3 separate regions of the Homo sapiens genome follow, and regions 2 and 3 are each linked to region 1. A link is an interaction called in ENCODE POLR2A ChIA-PET data of the cell type or tissue named here. Cell type or tissue: MCF 10A. All regions are shown on one strand. Links, peaks and the distances in the headings refer to the core of each region. The heading gives the core; the rest is flanking DNA.

Region 1 (6,037 bases), core at 903-4,902:
AGAATGTATAGAGTACTGTAAGGCGAAAAGAGAGGGCCATTCTGTGGAGAGGTGTCACGAGTTCCCAAGGCCACTTTCAGGCTTGATGATTCATGAGAAGAACTTACAGGCTTCAGAAAAGCTGTTAAATTCACAGGGTATCGTTTACTATAGTGAAAGGACGCAGATTAAAATTAGCAAAGGAAAGGGAGAAGGTACATGTTTGGAAGTCCAGAAGAAACCAGGTGCAAGGTTTTTGTGGTCCCCTCCCCATGGAGTCTCATGGGGATGTGTCTAATTCTCCCAGCAACAATGTATGACAACACATGCTCAATGTTGCCAACCAGAAAGGCTCACATGAGCCTTGGTGTCCAGAGTTGTTATTGGAGATCAGCAATATAGGCCCCTTAACTGACCTCAGCTACTGAGATTCCAGCCTCCCCCTACCTAAAAGAAAAAAAAAAGTCTTCACCATAAATCACATCGTCAGGATAAATTTATCTGTACAGCATGGTCCAAGGCCTCAGGCATACAAAAAGACTCTTATCTGGAAGAATATTTCAAGAGCTCAGAGGTTAATTCCCAGGAGCTGACCAAGGGCTAGTCCTGAAGGCAGGCATTTCTTTGAAATGTGCAGGATTTGAATAACCCAGGCCTGCTGAGTTAACCCCTTCCTTCCTGCCCAGGGCTGGGAAGGGGATGGCATAAGCAAAGCAGTGAGAAGGAGGTGTATAAAGCACAATTAGGGACAAGAGTGGGATCTGGTATTTTAAAGAGAAGAAGAGAAGGAAATTAAGGGGAAAAGTAGGTTGAGTCAAATCATGAAGAGTCTTAAATACAGATAAGCACAGGTTTGAGGAAGATTAATCTGGTAGTGGTTTTAAAGATGAGTTGAAGTCAAAAGAGTCTGGAGCCTGGGGAACCTGTTAACAAGCCCGAGACAGGAGGTGCTAAAGCAGCACGATAGGCATGAAAATGGAAGGGATCTGCCCAAACAAGACTTCAAGAGTTGCCGAAAATAGGTGGACAAAGGTGAGGGGAAGGAAAAGGTAAGAATTTCCTAGGAATATAAGCTTCTGTGGTTATAGGTAAAAGCCTCTGTTGACAGGAATAAAGCTGTTAGTACAGCCACATTCATATATTCATATAGTCACATTCATATATTCAACAACTATTTATTAGAGGCTTATTAAGTACCAAACTATTTGTCTTCATAGTGTGTTCCATGAACTACAGGCACCCCATCACCTGGGGGAGCTTGTTGACAAAGCATTTCACTCTTCCCAAGAGCTACTGAATTCAAGTCTCTAGCACAGGGTTTGGAAATCTACATTTTTAACAAGCACTCAGATACTCTTATCACCCACAAAGTCTGAAATTCTCTGTTAATTATGGGTCCCAGAAAATCGTCTATGTTGGGAATTTAACTAGTCATGCATAACTTAACCGTGAGGATATGTTCTAAGAAATATAAGGCAATTTTGTTGTTTTGCAAACATCATAGAGTGTACTAACACAAACCTTGATGAACAGTCTACTACACACCTAGGCTAGGTGATACAGCCTATTGCTCCTAGGCTACAAACCTGTACAGCATGTTACTGTACTGAATACTGTAGGCAACTGTAGCAAAATGGTATTTGTGTATCTAAACACAGGTAAAAATAGAAAAGGTACAGTAAAAATATCGTAGGATAATCTTATAGGACCACTGACGTATATGTGATCTGGTGTTGACTGAAACACCATTATGTGGCACATGACTGTATATCTCAAACGGTGAAAATAGGAAGAAGAAAAATGGCATAAAGAAAGATCCTTTTTTTCCTACCAGCAACTCAAGATGAGAGTTTGTCTTGCATGATATGTGTTTCAAATGTAGGCACTTGGGTGAAGCAGAAACTACCATTTTATTTTTCTGGGTAGTAAAACACACACACACACACACACAAATATGGCACACAGGCCTTGATGTTATAAAATGATGGTTAAACTTTGGAGACTTGAGTCATGTTCAAGTGTACAGTCCAGGTATGCAATCTATGATTATGAAAAGCACAGCCCTTCTTTACCAAGCATGACAAGGTCTTTGCCTAGTACAACCCATGACTGCTACAAAAAATATATACCATGCATTTATTTTAGAAAGAAGCACATTAAGAAGACGTCTTTAAATATAGAAAGTAGAAAATCTTATTTAAATTTGGGCAACCCTTTAGACCTTAGAATGTTTATAAAGGAGATTTTTTAAAAATGAAGTTTCAGAGGAAGGAAACATTGCAATTGACAGGTCAGGGCTCAGTGTATAAGACTAATTAAATAAAAAGCCATATATATATATTTTTCTCTCCTCTCTTCTTCACCAAGCTTCTCTCTTTCCTCCTTCTTTTCCTTTCATAAATGAGTCTTTTCTGCTCCTGGTTGTCAGTGCAGAAGACAGCATGTTCCAGAATATGCAGCTTTCCTTGTTTAATACAATGTTGATGGTTTCTTTCATTAAATTTTAGCATCCTTGTGAAAATCTGGCAAATACTATGATACATGCTATCTCCATTAAATGTATTAAAATAACATTCAATCAGGAAATTAGTTAAGTATTCTCTAAATAAATTATATTTGAGATGCTGCATATAAAATATGGTAATTGTGGGAGCAAATCAAATTATACATAATATTTTAATGTTCTGTTAGATGAAGTTGAATTGAGCAGAAAAAAAAACAACCTTTAGAGCCAGACAGATCTCAGTTTGATTTATGGCTCCAGATTCAGGGAAGTTATTTAGGCTTTCTGAATCCATTATTAAATTCTCATCCATTATCATTGTTTCTGAATGGGGCATAATTGGCATTTGAGGCAGGAGAATTCTTTGTTGCGTGAGGTATTTCTCAGCATTGCATGGCAGTTCCCACACCTATGTCCCTCCTTCTTCTAGCAATTAAATGCTAGCAGCATTCCCACCTCCAGTATTCCCACAACCAAATACCTGGACAAATTTGCAAATGCCCTGTAGGAAGGCGGTGACTCTCCTAGTTCACAGCAAGTGTATTAAATGGATTATAATAATACCTCTTCAAGTTGGAAGGCTTAAATGAGAACATTTTCCTGGCACTTTTGAGTAAACAAAAAGGTAGTTAAGAAAATGTGTTGAGGTCAGTCAGACCTGGGCTCTGTTCCAGCCCTGTCAATAGTGTCTCTGTGTAGCAAATTGCTTAATCTAAACCTGAGCATCTCATCTATAAAATTACAATAGGTGTAATACCTGACTCAGAGGATTATTTGAGGATTCAATGAAGTAACATATGCCAAGCTCTAAGCACTGATCCTGGTGCAGTCAGCTCTTAGTCAAGTTGGCTATAGTTGCTGCCTCATTATTAAGGCCAGACTCCTGAGACTGGGGAAAAGCAGGTAGCAAAGAAATATGATGCCTTGTTTGAGAAGTTTTACAAAAACAGGATATAAAAAGTAGTTGGAGAAAGTAGTCAGCTCCCCCCGGCAACAAGATAGTGGACTGCCATGTATGTTTGAAGGCAGAGGGAAAGTAGACACTGGCGAAACTGAGGCTGAGATCCAAGAAGATAGAAAGGTGACAATGTGAGATGTAATGAAGAAGTCAGGAGGCTTGGGCACACAGGGCGACAGGGCAGCCCTGGCATTCACTGTGGCTTTTCCAAGTATGAAGCTGTTTTTACACATTTGTAGAGTTAGCCCAATTTCATTGGGATTTTCACCTGCTCCACACTTTATTAGTGCCTCACACTAAAAGTGATGGCCAGCAACCAACCGAGCCGCTTTAATGTTATCAAACTCAAGAGAAAGGCATCTGGAACTGAGTGTTCTGGCTAAAAATAAGGAAGCCCAATCTAGTTTGAAATGAAGCAATCTTCTCCCTAAAAATTCTTCCTGGGGCTAGATCTTAGCCTCAGAGCCCTGAAATCTAATAGCAATTTAAGGAACACTTTTTCATTTTCTTCGAGTACATTTTCAATGATCTTTTTAACCCTCAGTTGTCCTTTCTTTTCTTCTAACTTCTATTAGCAGCATTAAAAAACCTTTTCTTTTCGGATTCATTCCAATGTCCTTTCAGTCTCTAATCTCACCTTCCTATGTCAAGAGGTATTTTGCAACACAATTATTTTCCTTCCTAAAAACTGCAGCTGTTCCCTCTACACTCTCTGTGAGGATCCAGAGATCACAGGAAAAACATGGTCTCTGGCTTTTGGGGGGTGGGACTTTGTGTCTTCTTGAGCATTTGGTCAGCCTTTTAAAATTTTTAATTAAGAAAATACAAAATCCATGAAATTAGAAAAATAGTAACATTGATTACAATGGTAATATTGCAGGCTGCATTTCAAAAATTAAAAAATTAAGGGGAAAAATCAAGTTTTAAAAATGATAGTCCTATTCTAAAGCTGCATAGGAAGCAACTGAAAAGTTAAAAATAGCAGAAAAATACTAACTCTTTAGGTAAAGGATCCTCTACAGGACATTACTCTTTGGAGATGTTCTATAAATCCAGGGGTTTATGATTCAGGAGACTCTTCTTACCCTGCCTTCACTTGGAGGTTCACAATGCAGATCCTGGGAGTCCAGAAGACAATAACTTACATGATTTATTTTATATCAGTCCCTTCCAAACCTATCTAAGGAACGGATGTGCTTTTTATGGAATGCCTATTAAAATCTCACAGAACAAATTAATATGTTGAAGAAACAGGATTTACATTTTGTTTTTGTTTTGGTGGTTGTTACTGTTTTTCATTTTCTTAAACTTCTAATGCATTGATGACTTAGATTTTTGTTAAATACAAAAATCATATATTTGGATGTCATGACAATAGCAAATTACTACAGAAGTTTCTAATCACTTTTCAATATCTAATCCATTGTAAACTAATTACACATAGTTTGCTGATGGGCACTGGTCCATGGACCACACCAAGGAGCTATTCTTTTATCCATGCTGTATACCCTTTAATCTTGATGCATATTATGAGGACGGGGACAACAGAGTAAATAAAAAGCTTTTCCCTCTAAAAAGTAGAATAATGGGTACATGACTTATTGAAAAGCAACATTCCTTTATCTTATTCATCAAAGGCACTTTATACACAAACAATCTTGTAATATTTCAAAGCAGAAGTCAGGACAAAATATAAACTACCTCACTAAGTTGATGTTTTAAAAGAACACATGGTCAACAGGAAGCCCCTTTCCCAAAAATATATGTATTTAGCAATAATAAAACAATGGTCAAATTCTTTTCATTATCTCTTTTTAAAAAACCTTCATGAAAGGGTTGAGAGGTAGTTCAGAAGGGCCTGTTTTCCACTCTTCATTTAGCAGGGTGCTGATGTTCATAAAACATGCAAACCCAAACAGCAAAGTCAATGTTGTTCTTATGCAACAAGGCCTGCTGAATTCAAATTTAATTAAATTTATTTAAACAGAGATAAGCTTGTAAATGCTTTATGCTGTGCAGTTTTGCCACAAAAAGTAAGAAAGCGATAATAGTGTGGCCTTTTTTTTTCAAGCAGTTGATCTGCTATATTATAAATGAAACTCAAATTCTTGGATTAACCCAAAACAAGAGTAATTCAAGCAAATTATATTTTTGTATCAATATCATTAAATAATAGATACTATCTATTATTAGAACAAGAACTGGAAAATGGTACAGTGTGACTAAGCTAACAATAACCATTCAAAGACTGTTCCATGTGTACATCTGCCCTATGGAGAAAGTGCAAAGTGCTGATATTCAGGACTTGCTCACAGAAAAACTGACGAAGGAACAACAAAGCAGGTGCCTTGATGGTATGAGCAAGATGATAAGGATGATGGTGAAGTTAGGGATGAAGGTGACAATGGGATGTCAGTTATGATGGTGATGACCGGGATGACAGGGAAGGAGAGAAAGATGGTGAAGACAGAGATAATGATGATGGGGATGACAGCGATGGTGGGGATGACAATGGGGAAGAGGATGATGGTGACAACAGCAACGCTGATGTAAACACTGACAATTGTGATGATGGTGAAGACAGGGATGATGGTGAA
Region 2 (6,037 bases), core at 1,375-5,374, 67 kb after region 1:
TAAAAATTCATCAAGATGTGTACTTAATATGGTTGTGCTTTTCTATATGGATATTATATTTGAATAAAAAGTTTTTTAAAGACAATGAAAAAGATAGTATTGATGATGATAAGTTTGCAGGCAATTCTCTCCAAATCAGGGTTCCCCAGGGGAACTTGGAGAAAAAAAGAATAATGCCTCTTACAAACTTTTTGTACTTGTGAAATCACTTGAGAGTTTCAGCAGTGGAAAAATATAATTAATGTTCAGAGATGGTTAATGCAGCACAATTATGTGGAAATAATTTGTACACAAATTCAAAACAAGCCTCAGATGTAGAGAGCCAGACAGGGTCTTTATTTACTCATTTGTGATTCCGAATGAAAGCAATCTTTCTTTGGAGATTAACCTGTGACTCCCACAAATACATGAAAGTGTCTGGCATGCACATAAGGGAAGATTGACTCTTAGCCCAGAAGTTCCCTGATTTTGAAATGCATGTGCTAAGAAAGAACCTTATTTAGAAGAGATGACCAGAACAGCTGCACTTTGTCGTCAGAATCAAATCCACAAGTATTCTAAGACTTCAAAAAATACAACAAACAATGTGACCTCATTAACCCTTAGAAAAGACATTTCTGCCACTGTTGTATCTGATCACCATTTATCTCCCCTCAAAATCTCTTGCAATGCCTGTCTTCAGAGATTCTTCCAGAAAAGCGTAAAAGTAAAACTTGAAAGAAATAATAAAATACTCCTTAATTCCTAGTGATAATACCAGTGAAATCTGATTTTATTTTTCTTTTCTTAGTAAGTTTTCAGCATGTTCCATTGCAGTTTAATCTTATGAGGGCCTAATTATGGATTGAGGCATTTAAGGCAATAAGAAAACAATAGAAAAATTAAGGAAGATTTAGGAGATGGTTTTAGACCTTATTCTACCATTTCCTTTCTTTCAGTTTTCCACCCTATGAAATTTATTTAAGAAAATGTATATGGCTGCTGACTTGGGCTACGGAAGGAAGTTATAACATCTACTTGATGGAAAACATTTAATGTAAAAGTTACTAGCCCCATTTAATTATTTGGAATCACTTCTCCCCAACAGGAGGTGGCCAAATAGGGTGTCTCCCAGATTTATGACTTCATTTTGTTTTCTGCTTCCATAAACAATATTAAGAGTCCCTCTTTAATGGGGTGACACATTCTGTGCCCACCAGAAAACATAATCTCTAAATCATAGTGAACATAAACTGTAGTTTTAAGAGATTTGGAAACTGTTTCTAAAAGACTAAGGAAGATGGACAATGGATAAATTAATCCGCAAATTCAGGCAATTTTAGAGAGGGAGAATAAAAGACCTTCAGAATAGCAGTTTTATTATCTGCATAACTAGGCAAGTCTACATTGTACTTTGTGTGCATATATCTTCTTGTTGAATAACAACACTGCTTTACAGTTTAAAATGTTTACAGTTTACAAGTTACTTTCACATATAGTATGCACATATAATATCACATATTGAAAATACTAAAAATTGGAGGGGTAGAACTAGATCAATTAAGATGACAAAGGAGAATGCAGAAAATAATAGCATAAATTTTAATCCAGAAGCATTTTAGAGACAGAATACAAATTCGTCACACTTTAAAGAACAGAACCCAGATACTTGGCATTAAACTTTTCCATGGGACACCAAGCTGCTACAGAGGCTCCCAGTTTGGCCTATTTTCTTGGTAGCCCCATAGTCACTTGAGTATGAGCTCCATATAGCAAGGATGCTACCTATTTTTCCACCACATATTTATCCATAGCATCTCATGCAGCCTCTGGAACCACAGTTATCCCTCAGTACATCTGTGTTATGAATCAATCTCTGTAAATATCTAACTTACTTTTTAACATGGGATATCTAATACTTTCTTGAGTCTGATTTCAGGTTCATGATTTTAGAGTCAATATAACATATTAAAGTGAAATCACATAAAAGAAACATTTATACAAGTCAATCTGTATTTATTTTTAAATATCCATCAAGATAATTTATCAAATATCATTCATGATCTAATTTTTCAATATTCACCTTTATTTGTTCCATCAATAGATTTTTCACCACAGTCTACATACAAGATACTATGCTATCACTTTAATACTACAGCCCGTAAACTAACAAAAGTTGAGTTAGATACCACCTTCACCAAAATAATGGCAATATAATTCAAATATAAAAGTTATATTGTGGTAAAAAGTATCTCAAATAATTCTCTGGTTTTCGAAATGTATGTATTTTCTATTTTGTGACCTTGTTAACACATTTTTATAACTAAAGGATATAGTTTCTAAAAATGCCTGTGGAACAACTGCAATATGCTACGCTATCATGCAAAATTACAAGATCACGTATTCCTCCAAAGGCCAAAGACAAGCATTTCATAAGCTATTAGAACAGCAACTGTATTCAGCTGTAAAAAAGTAAAACTTTCTTAAAGTAAAACAAGGCATCCACTACTTCACCCTTGGAGATGTGACTATAAAAGTATTATAATTTTTCAACAAAGGTAATAATTAACACATCCAGATGATTATGCTATTTCAAAAGTGTTACTATTTTACCCAAGTTGTTACTATTATAACTATTTTGAAAGTCCCCTTCTGGAATTACTTTTAGAGAATGCAGCTTAATCGGTTGACTATCTGAAAGCAAAGCAAATATTTTCCCTTTGAAAGTGCAAAATAGTTCTGGAAGAGTCAATAATTATTCAGGCCATGACAAGTGAAGTAGGTGTGTATCACAAAGAATGTGTGGCTACAACAGCAATTTGAAGAATTTTTCCAGAGTGGCTTCAAGTTCCCAAATCTATTCTTACATTTGTAATAAATGTCAAATAATCTTTTTAAAGAATTGTGGAATAAGTGTACTTTTCCAGAGAAACTCTCTCAAGGACAACATACATTTTTAAGAAATTATAAATAATTTAAAAACCAAGCCTCATTACTTTACAGGCATGCCACATATAGTAGCATATTTTTTCACACATCAAATCTAGATTAGGCAATGTGTATCATAATTTACTACAAAGAAAGATAATTTGCTACCCTCAATCAAAAACTGAGTTGTGGAAACTCCAGGTTTCGATGTCACCATGATCAGAGTCACATTTTGTTATATTATGGTCATCATAAGTCCCTCCTTACTGCCAAAAAAAAAAAAAAAGTACATTTCTTAACTAGCTTGAAACTAAAATTCTAAAATATGGTTTATGTAAAAAATGTCAACTTCTACCAGTTCTCACCCTTGAGAAGTCTCTGTTAAAAATGCAGCCTGACCATTTCTGTTATATAGAAAGGAAAGATTTAAACTTTATGAGCAGTTTCAGAATGGAACATAAATCAATATAAAAACTGAATTCTTTAAAAGTTTTCTAAGTTCCAATGACAAGTTTAATACTTTTGTCTAAACAACACTATTTAGATAACGATCGAAAGGAACGACATATCTGTGTACGTGTCTTAACTCCTTTTCACTACTATGTAAGTCATTTACTTCATGTTGATTTTGGCAGATCCTGGCTTTTCACAATGAAAACAGATACTTGGCCATGATCTGAAATTAAATGCTGAAACAGGATCAAACATACTCTTGAATATCCACATATCCTTTTTTATTAATACGTAGTATGTTATGCAAATGACCTACAGTGTCTGACACATTCAACCCCTTTGGCCTTTGACAAGTAGCAACAAAATAAGAAGCACATGAACCTCTCTAGACTGTTCCAAGAATTAGTCTTGAGAACACATTGTACTAAGAATCAGGAAATCAGGGTGAAAAGATTATGTTTTCAAAAGAAAATAATCGTAACTTCTTTAGCTGTAGAAGACAGTTGACTCTACCAATGGCTCCTTCTTTAGCCTTAAAATTGGAATATATGTATTCTTGTCTGGGTCTGGGTCAAATTGACCCTTGAGGCAAAGAGAAATATCCTGGTTGTGCCCCTCTGGGTCAGTGTAGGATACAAACAAGGACTTCCTGCCTTTGAAGTTTATTTGAGGGTTCTTTATAGTGGAGGGAGCCTAGGAAGGTGATGTGTCTGTCTGGTGAGCATAGGGCATGAGGAACTAGGGAGCTGGGAAAGATGAGGATATTAAATGGAACCCTCCACAGCACAGGCCAAGGACATGATGAGGTATTTCTGGGGGAGAAGGAGAGAGATAAAAGACGCCTTTGCATTTTCCTTGGAGGACCAGTTATATGACTGTAAGAGCCCCTTTCCACTGAGTTTCTGTTTAATTATATCTCTTGTTTTAAGATAGATCCCTGTGATATAAAAACTTCAAGTTATAGTGAATGAAAAGCTATCATATCAGAATAATCCAGGCCCCTCTCTAAATCGTTGAACCTCACATCTCAGAATCAGCTCTGAGGGCCTGACTGTGAGGCTAGATTCAAGCATGATTACTCCATGCTGCGTGCACAGGAGTTTTGGTGAAAAAAGAATGAAGTCCAGGGAGTCAGCACGTGACTGGGAATGAGAAGCACAGATTTCCCTTTTTGGTTCTGTTGTACTCTCATTAAGTGCACTTGAAAAAATATACCCTTGTTTGTCTTTGTTTTATCTAAAAAGACAACGTGTACATCTTCTAGATGGGGGAGCACATTCACAATTCCAGCACAAACTTTTTCTGTCAATGGGCAGCCATACTTGGTGTGACACTGGTGACCTCACAGTGAGGCTTGTCCATGTCACAGAAAAGGTTAAATGATTAATTTGCCAGATTCGATTGCTAGGAAGAGATGGGACAATTCCAGTCAGTATAAATCAGCTAAGCATTTAGAAACTATTATCAGGAGCACTAGACAGCACTGCATGATCTTCTGCAAACCACAAGTGATGTCAAAGCTGCAAGGCTGCCGAACTGCCAGGGCTGAAGCACCGATAATAGATGCTAAAATTACTGCTGAAGAAGCATATTTGATTACAAAGGGCCCCTAGAGCAGTAAAGCACTTGGAAGCCTTCCCTCCGAGTTTTACAAGAAATAAGATAAGCAGCATCTCCAACTGTAATCACAAAATATAATAAAAAATGCTCCAGGTTCTCATGAGACATACAAGTGTATTTTCCTTGAATGATTTAAAACCATTATTTTCCTAACACACAACAATGAGGACAAAGTTACCAGTAAACTGAGGCAACCTCTAGTTGGTAACACAGACAACTCCATGAGGAGTTTTTGTTTTTGTTTTTCAGTATGCTTTAAAAAGAGGTGGGCTTATTTAAATTGACCTCAACCTATGCATTCCCACCTTTCTACTCTTTCCCCTTGTTCTCAAGCCTCAAATCTTAAAGGATTACTACAGAATCCTTTCTGCTCAGTAGTTTCCAGCCTAATTCCTCATGCTATTTGCTGATCTGATATTGCTGCCAGCCTCTTTCCTCTGCCGCACTATGACTCCATCCTCTCCCCAGCCCCCATTTTCATCCACAGCTCCCAGTGTTCCCATCCTAGGTTCTGCCTGTTTGTGAAGGAGAAAGTTGAGGCAGTGATAACTGTCAGGAACAACCAAACACCAACATACAAAGAAATTTGCTCCAATATTTTTTAAAGTTCTAAAATTGGTTATCAAGCAATTCCCCCATCTTTTTCAGTAACTTCTTAACTGCTACTTTATATTTTCTTGTTATATGTTTTACAATTTAGATGAACCAATGGGCTGTCTAGTTGTGAAAGTTTAATCTGATTAAAAAAGACACATAGGAAATGAATTAAAGTTTCAAGAAAATGTTTCAGGAAGAGCAAACCTAAAATACACAAAGACAATTATTTAACAGAAACAATCCATTAAAAGGTACTAAGTACACACAAAAAAACTTCGTATGTCTCAAAATAAAATCAACCATAATAAAATGCAAGACATGCCAAATGCAAAGATTCTGAATGCATTAAAATGACAACAGAGGGCATCTTTGACCAGTGGGTTCCTACAAGTTAGTCACTAAAAACCAGTTTGTAAAATAGGTCTTGAGATTTGAATCCTCAAATAAAATATATATTATT
Region 3 (6,037 bases), core at 1,375-5,374, 52 kb after region 1:
TATCACTGTAAGCAGGACAAAAGAAAATGAACTTCCAGAGCAAAGGCAGCAAAGTGCAAATGCACCACTGGTTTTTCCCCAAAGAACTTCCTGGCTGCAGGAGCTGGGACGTACTGTTTGATAGGAACTCAAGAGACAGTGGCATTTCCCTCTCTCTGGACCTTCCTTAGCATGAGTGTGCAGCTATATATTTAAACAGCTGTCCAGGGAAGAGGGAGCAATTCTATAAACAAATCAAAAAAAACCCTTTTCTATCTTTACAGTTGTCAAAATCATCACATACAGTTAAGTCACAAGAGATGTGAAAAGAAACTTTCAGAAGAGTCATTTTTCTCAAGATTCCTTAAAGGGAGGATTCTGAACCTTCATCATAAAAACGGTTTCCTTAAATAAAATAATGCTATTGGTTAGCTATAAGTCTGCTTTCCATGCATCCCACTGTGCCATTCAGAAAATAACTGGATTGTATATTTGCAGGCAAGTGTAAAAGGACACTCTACTTTCTATTATTCCAAAAAGCTGAGCATTTATAGACTTTTTGAAAATATGTTACATACTTTCTGAAAGGAATTATTCAAATGTCAGTTTAAGCCTATAAAGCAATACAACTAGATGGCATTTATTATTATTCCACTTCACTTCCTTTCTCCTTTAGGAGCAAGGGATCGCTTTACATCAGGTTCCAAGCTCAGAAACATTTGGCTACAGTCCTTTCTAATCTTTGAGTCAGAAATTACAAAGAACAAAACAAAAGATGATTCTCTCCCATCTCTTTCATGTATTCCAAATTCTCACTGAAATCCAGGAAAGAGTTATTACAGTGTTTTGGTTGGATATTCAGTTTTAAAAAGAAGCCAAAGAAAGTCCTTTGTAGATACTGTATAGAAATGCAGAACCTAGCTGGGATTCTCAAGGCAAGCGTGGTTTCAGAATCACCTGCATAGGAGCCGCATCACTACTCAATTTATAAATTCACTCCTTCCTCCCTTACCATTGAGCCAGGACAATAAGGAAAATGAGTGGCAGGTCCATACCTCTGCCGACCTACATCTTCCTGGTACATGGATTTTCCACAAGGATCACTGTCACTCAGCTGTAACATTGAACAATATTATATCTGGTTAAACATCAGCTTCCTGGAATGTACTGTTGACTGTGCTAAACTTGCAATAATTTCTGTTTGGCTTTGGCCCTTGTTTCTATCACAGCTTTTTGAACTCTATCTTCTCGTAATTTTTGACCACACATCATTCCTTAAAACTGATTATATTAAAAAAAAAAGCTCTTTAGGTTTCCTGGCTCTATCCTCTTTCCCTGGCTATAGGCAGTGCCCCCTGATGGCTTCCTGGGCCCTGCTTGTCTATCCTGTTCTGTAACAGCAATAGAACCACTGGCGCCTTCCAACCTCAATTGGTCAGCTTCATGTATATATTGTGACGTTAAAAAGGTTTTCATTTATTTGGAGCCCAATTCAGCAACAGACAACTTATTTACCTCAGCATCTAGCATAATATAGTAAGCACAGTATGGTATAGTATATAGTAGGTTCTTAACATTTGTTGAGTATATGTATGAATGAATGAAAGAAATCCTGACCTGCACCATAGTCATGCTACTAAAGTGATTTTGTTTTAGAGACTAGACATGCTGTGCAAAATAACTTAACTCTGTTATCTATATTTCCAGGCAATTGTAAAATAATCCTATTTTCTATTAGCTATTTAAATTAATTAAAATTAAACAAAATTTAACATTCAGTTCTTCAGTTATACTAACCACATTTCAACAGCTAAACAGCCACATGTGCCTATGTCTACCATGTCAGACAGTGCAGATATAGAACATTTCCAGGATCACATAAAGTTCTATTCAACAGTACTAGATTCGACCACTTTCTCATTTGTCCATATAAATACTGGTCCTTTATATACTCTTCTGTCAAATACTGGCTGTATCTAACCTTTCCGTATTCTTCAAGTACTAAAACTCCTTGCCTTAATCCAAAATAAAATCACGCTTCAGCTTATTTTCCCAGTCTGGCAACCTAATGGCAAGGATCATTTAAACTCCATGTATGCCATATATATATATATATGGCACACACATACATATATATATATATATATATATATATATATATATATATACACACACACACATACTATGTACCCACAAAAATTAAAATAAATAAATAAATAAACTGCAGCAAGGAGAAACTTTAGTTGCTCAAGTTATCTGGAGCATAAAATACATTGTATTCTTGGTGTGTTTGTGTGTATGTGTGTGTATAAGAGACACTTAAACCAAACATTTAATACCATAATTAATTACTTCATTCTATACCCTATCCCATACAAATCCTGATCATCACTAATATGAAATATATTCTATGGAACACGAGAGAACCTGTAACTTCACATTTTTTCACTAATATAAACTTTCTTCATATTTATAAAGGCACTGGGAAAGCCCTATTTAACTGCGTGTAGAGCATCTAAGTAATGAAATAGTTCAGATGAAAGAATCTATAGCAATGCAGAAGGCCATTCAATGCTAAGGGAAGGTGTTTAAGCAGAAAGCAGGTTTTTAGCAGACCTCATTTTTATTTTTAATTTTATTTATTTTTGTTAATATGGAACTATGTTTACAAATAGTGCTGCAGAAACTTGCAATGGCTTCCTGGGCCCTGCGTATGTAGTAGTGCAGTTACTACATACGCAAACACTTACTGGTATTCAAACTAATCCTGTGCTGAAAGAAGAGATCCTCATATCTTCCAGACCACAGTATCTTAGTAAATTAGATATTGTGATTTGTTATTAAGATCTTACAAATAGATATTCACCCACAAAGGAGAATAATTCAGGTCAAGTAGGTGGTAAAGAATATTACTTTTTATTTATTTGACTAGAGTATTGCTGTGGGGTACAACTAGGCTAATAAAAACATTGTATGTTCTGGTACATTTCTGTATTTATAACATTAAATCACAGTTTTATCAGACACTAGAGATTATCATACCTCCCAGTAATAGCACAAATATGAATTAGCTGCCCAGGTCTCCTCAGCCCCTTAGGAAATCATGATATGACTCACTAAAAAAACTGGCCGAATGCCCACAGAAGCCAATCAACTTTTGTGGGATGAGGTGAAGTCCAAGTGACTTTGCTTACCAAGGTGCAATGAATCCAGCAAAGCTGCAACTTAACTCTTGTTTAAACCTACTTCATCTTCACAATCTTACAGTGGCCATAGCATCTCAACTACTGCAAATAAAAATCAAAAACAGACTCTGCCAAGTAGGTCTTTTGATTTTATAAAAAAGATCAAAAGAGTCAGAGCAATCAGTGCAGCAAATGGTCACCTTGAGAAAAATATAGCAAATCTTTAACACATTTAGAAATCATACTAGATGAATTTATGCAAAAAATCAGAATTGCAGAGCCTCTGCCCTGAATGATAAAGAAGTTAGGAACTTTCAATTAAGCATGAAGAATTAAGCATTGTGTTTATTTACGCTTCCTTATTTCCTACTAAAATGACAATAAAAACTGAATAAATCTAAAAGGACAAACAAAACCTGAGAAGACACAACAGCAGACAAAACAGCAACAAAATTTTGGAAGCTGGACAGGCACGCTAGCTCAGGTCTGTAATCCCAACACTTTGGGAGGCTGAGGTGGGAGGATCACTTGAGGCCAGGAGTTCAAGACAAACCTGGGCAACATAGGGAGGCCCTACCTCTACAAAAAAATTTAAAAACGTAGCCAGGCATAGTGGTTCATGCCTGTAGTCCTAGCTACTCAGGAGGCTGAGGCATATAGATCAACTTGAGCTCAGGAGTTTGAGGTTACAGTGAGCTGGAATCACGCCACTGCACTCCAGTCTGGGTGACAGAGCAAGACTCTGTCTCAAAAAAAAAAAAAATCTGGAAGCTACTGAATAGTAGAAAAGATAACTGCCCTTCACTAAAGAAAGCTCAATTCTAAGTTTGCAAAGGAGGTTAGCAGTGGGAAACCAGTAAAGCCGCAGAACTGCAGAAATGTTAAGGAACTGGAGGCACCAGGTGTCTCTGGAGGCACCAGGTGTCTCTGGAGGCAGAGGTGAGGGGTAGAAAAGAAAAAAAAAGAGGGCAGTTAAGTACTTGGGTTCTAGGGATCTGCATATTTCTTCCTCCCTCCTTTACAATCAGAAGACTTCTCAACCTCATCAAGGCAGAAGACTGGAAGTTTATTCTCTGAAGGTGCAGAATCATGTAGGTGTACAAATCTGTGTGGGTCACTCTCCTTCACTTAACTAGGGAATTAAGTGAAAGTCTACAGACATAATGGAGAGGCACTCTCGCCTCCCCAGCTTCATTTTGCCAGACCTTCAGCTTCTCCCTACACCAGCAACCTTCCCCATCCCCAGGCAGAACACTAAAGGTCTATCTCTGAGAAACTGGCCTGTTTATGAGAAAGGCCTAAAGATATTAACATTTGGGAGCAGGACCCTCACATAGTTTCTCCAGTTTTTATCTTTACCAGGGACATTGGCTGAAGGTGAGTGAGGGATAAAATCCAAGCCCTGCTCCACTTACCAAGCCCTGTGCCCTGGGGAGGGGCTTTGTTAGGCCAGGGGGAGGGGCTACCTTTTTCTAATTAGCATAAAGGCACCAACTGATAAACAACTCACATGCCTCATGGGATATCTTTTTCTATTTCATACAATGGAGCCATATAGATTAATTGTAATTCTATTGAGAGGTCCCCCTTGAAATGGTCGAAATCTTTCCTGATTTTCCTTGGTGAAATGTGCCAGTCCACAGGCAATCCCTCTTCCCCCCACATATACACAAATACATAGAGCTTCCAGTTGGCATTTTAGTTGTGCACCTTTAAAATACGAATGGACAGCCAAGGGTCACCCATTATGAAGAAAATCTGCAACACCAAAAGGAAAAAGACTCAACTAAGCCAAAAAAGGAATTGAAAGAAAAGAAAGATAAAACTTGAAAAAAAAATAAAATCTGGGAAAAAAGTTTGTTATCCTCAGAGAGATAAGATAGTGCATCCAGAAAATAAGAAAGGACACTACAATAAAAATAAAAAAAAATCATAAAAGAAAATTCAGCAGAAGGTTTGAAAGATAATATGGAAGAAATCTAAATGGTAGTACTAAAAAACAGAAAAGTAGAAAATAGAGAAGAGTTAATAAAATGTGAGACTGAGTGAACAAAAAATATTCAGAAAAGAAAAGAAAATGAAGGATATACATATATGCATATATTGGCACAGGGCTACAAAATTTCAGAAGATATGAATAAAAAGAAGAATCTAAAAGCTTCCAGGAAGAAAAAAAAGAAGTTAGAAAAGGGCTAAGACATCAGAATGATGCCACATTTTTAGCAGTAAAACTAGAAGGTGGAAGACAACAAATCAGTATCTTTAGAAATCTAAGAGGAAATCATACTTAGAATTCTTGCTTAGTCAAATTACAACTCAAGTAGGAGAAAGATAGGCCTGTGTGGAAAATGTATGTCCTATGTACTTATTAGGAAGCTGCAAAAGGATGTACTTTACCCAAACAAGGGGATAAAGAAAGAAAGCAGGAAACAGGATACAACATAGGGAAGAGGTGATGAGAATGCCCTGGATGATAATGAAAGATGTGAGCTCTGAGGCAGATCTAGAGATAAACTAGTCCTGAGAGTAGTAAGAGAAAGGACAGGGCTGGGCATGGTGGCTCACTCCTCTGTAATCCCAGCACTTTGGGAGGCCGAGGCGGGCGGATCACTTGAGGCCAGGAGTTCAAGACTAGCCTGGCTAACGTGGTGAAACCTCTTCTCTACTAAAAATACAAATTACAAAAATTAGCTGGGCATGGTGGCACATGCCTGTAATCCCAGCTACTCAGGAGGTTAAGTCAGGAGAATTGCTTGAACCCAGGAGGCGGAGGTTGCAGTGAGCCAAGACCGCACCACTGCACTCCAGCCTGGGTGACAGTGCAAGACTCCGTCTCAAAAAAAAAAAAAAAAAAGGACAGAACTAAGAAGTAA

The links. ChIA-PET counts read pairs that join two places held together with the same protein. Peaks named below come from ENCODE experiments on the same cell type or tissue, not always from the same donor. Only the 100,000 strongest peaks of a DNase experiment are listed, where the experiment ranks them.
Region 2: POLR2A ChIA-PET joins it to region 1 with 34 read pairs; 2 of 35 experiments call an interaction of 5 or more read pairs at or near these places.
Region 3: POLR2A ChIA-PET joins it to region 1 with 10 read pairs; 2 of 35 experiments call an interaction of 5 or more read pairs at or near these places.

The regions. Positions count from the first base shown.
Region 1 is chr10:88,471,517-88,477,553 of GRCh38, forward strand. The region is part of intron 4 of RNLS (renalase, FAD dependent amine oxidase); the gene reads right to left. Among named protein-coding and RNA genes, the nearest start is that of RNLS, 110 kb to the right of the region's middle. In MCF 10A, for the core only: a CTCF peak has its summit at 1,235; a DNase peak (open chromatin) is centred at 3,165.
Region 2 is chr10:88,537,813-88,543,849 of GRCh38, forward strand. The region is part of intron 4 of RNLS (renalase, FAD dependent amine oxidase); the gene reads right to left. Among named protein-coding and RNA genes, the nearest start is that of RNLS, 42 kb to the right of the region's middle. In MCF 10A, for the core only: no CTCF peak of the experiment used is centred there; no DNase peak of the experiment used is centred there.
Region 3 is chr10:88,522,853-88,528,889 of GRCh38, forward strand. The region is part of intron 4 of RNLS (renalase, FAD dependent amine oxidase); the gene reads right to left. Among named protein-coding and RNA genes, the nearest start is that of RNLS, 57 kb to the right of the region's middle. In MCF 10A, for the core only: no CTCF peak of the experiment used is centred there; a DNase peak (open chromatin) is centred at 3,119.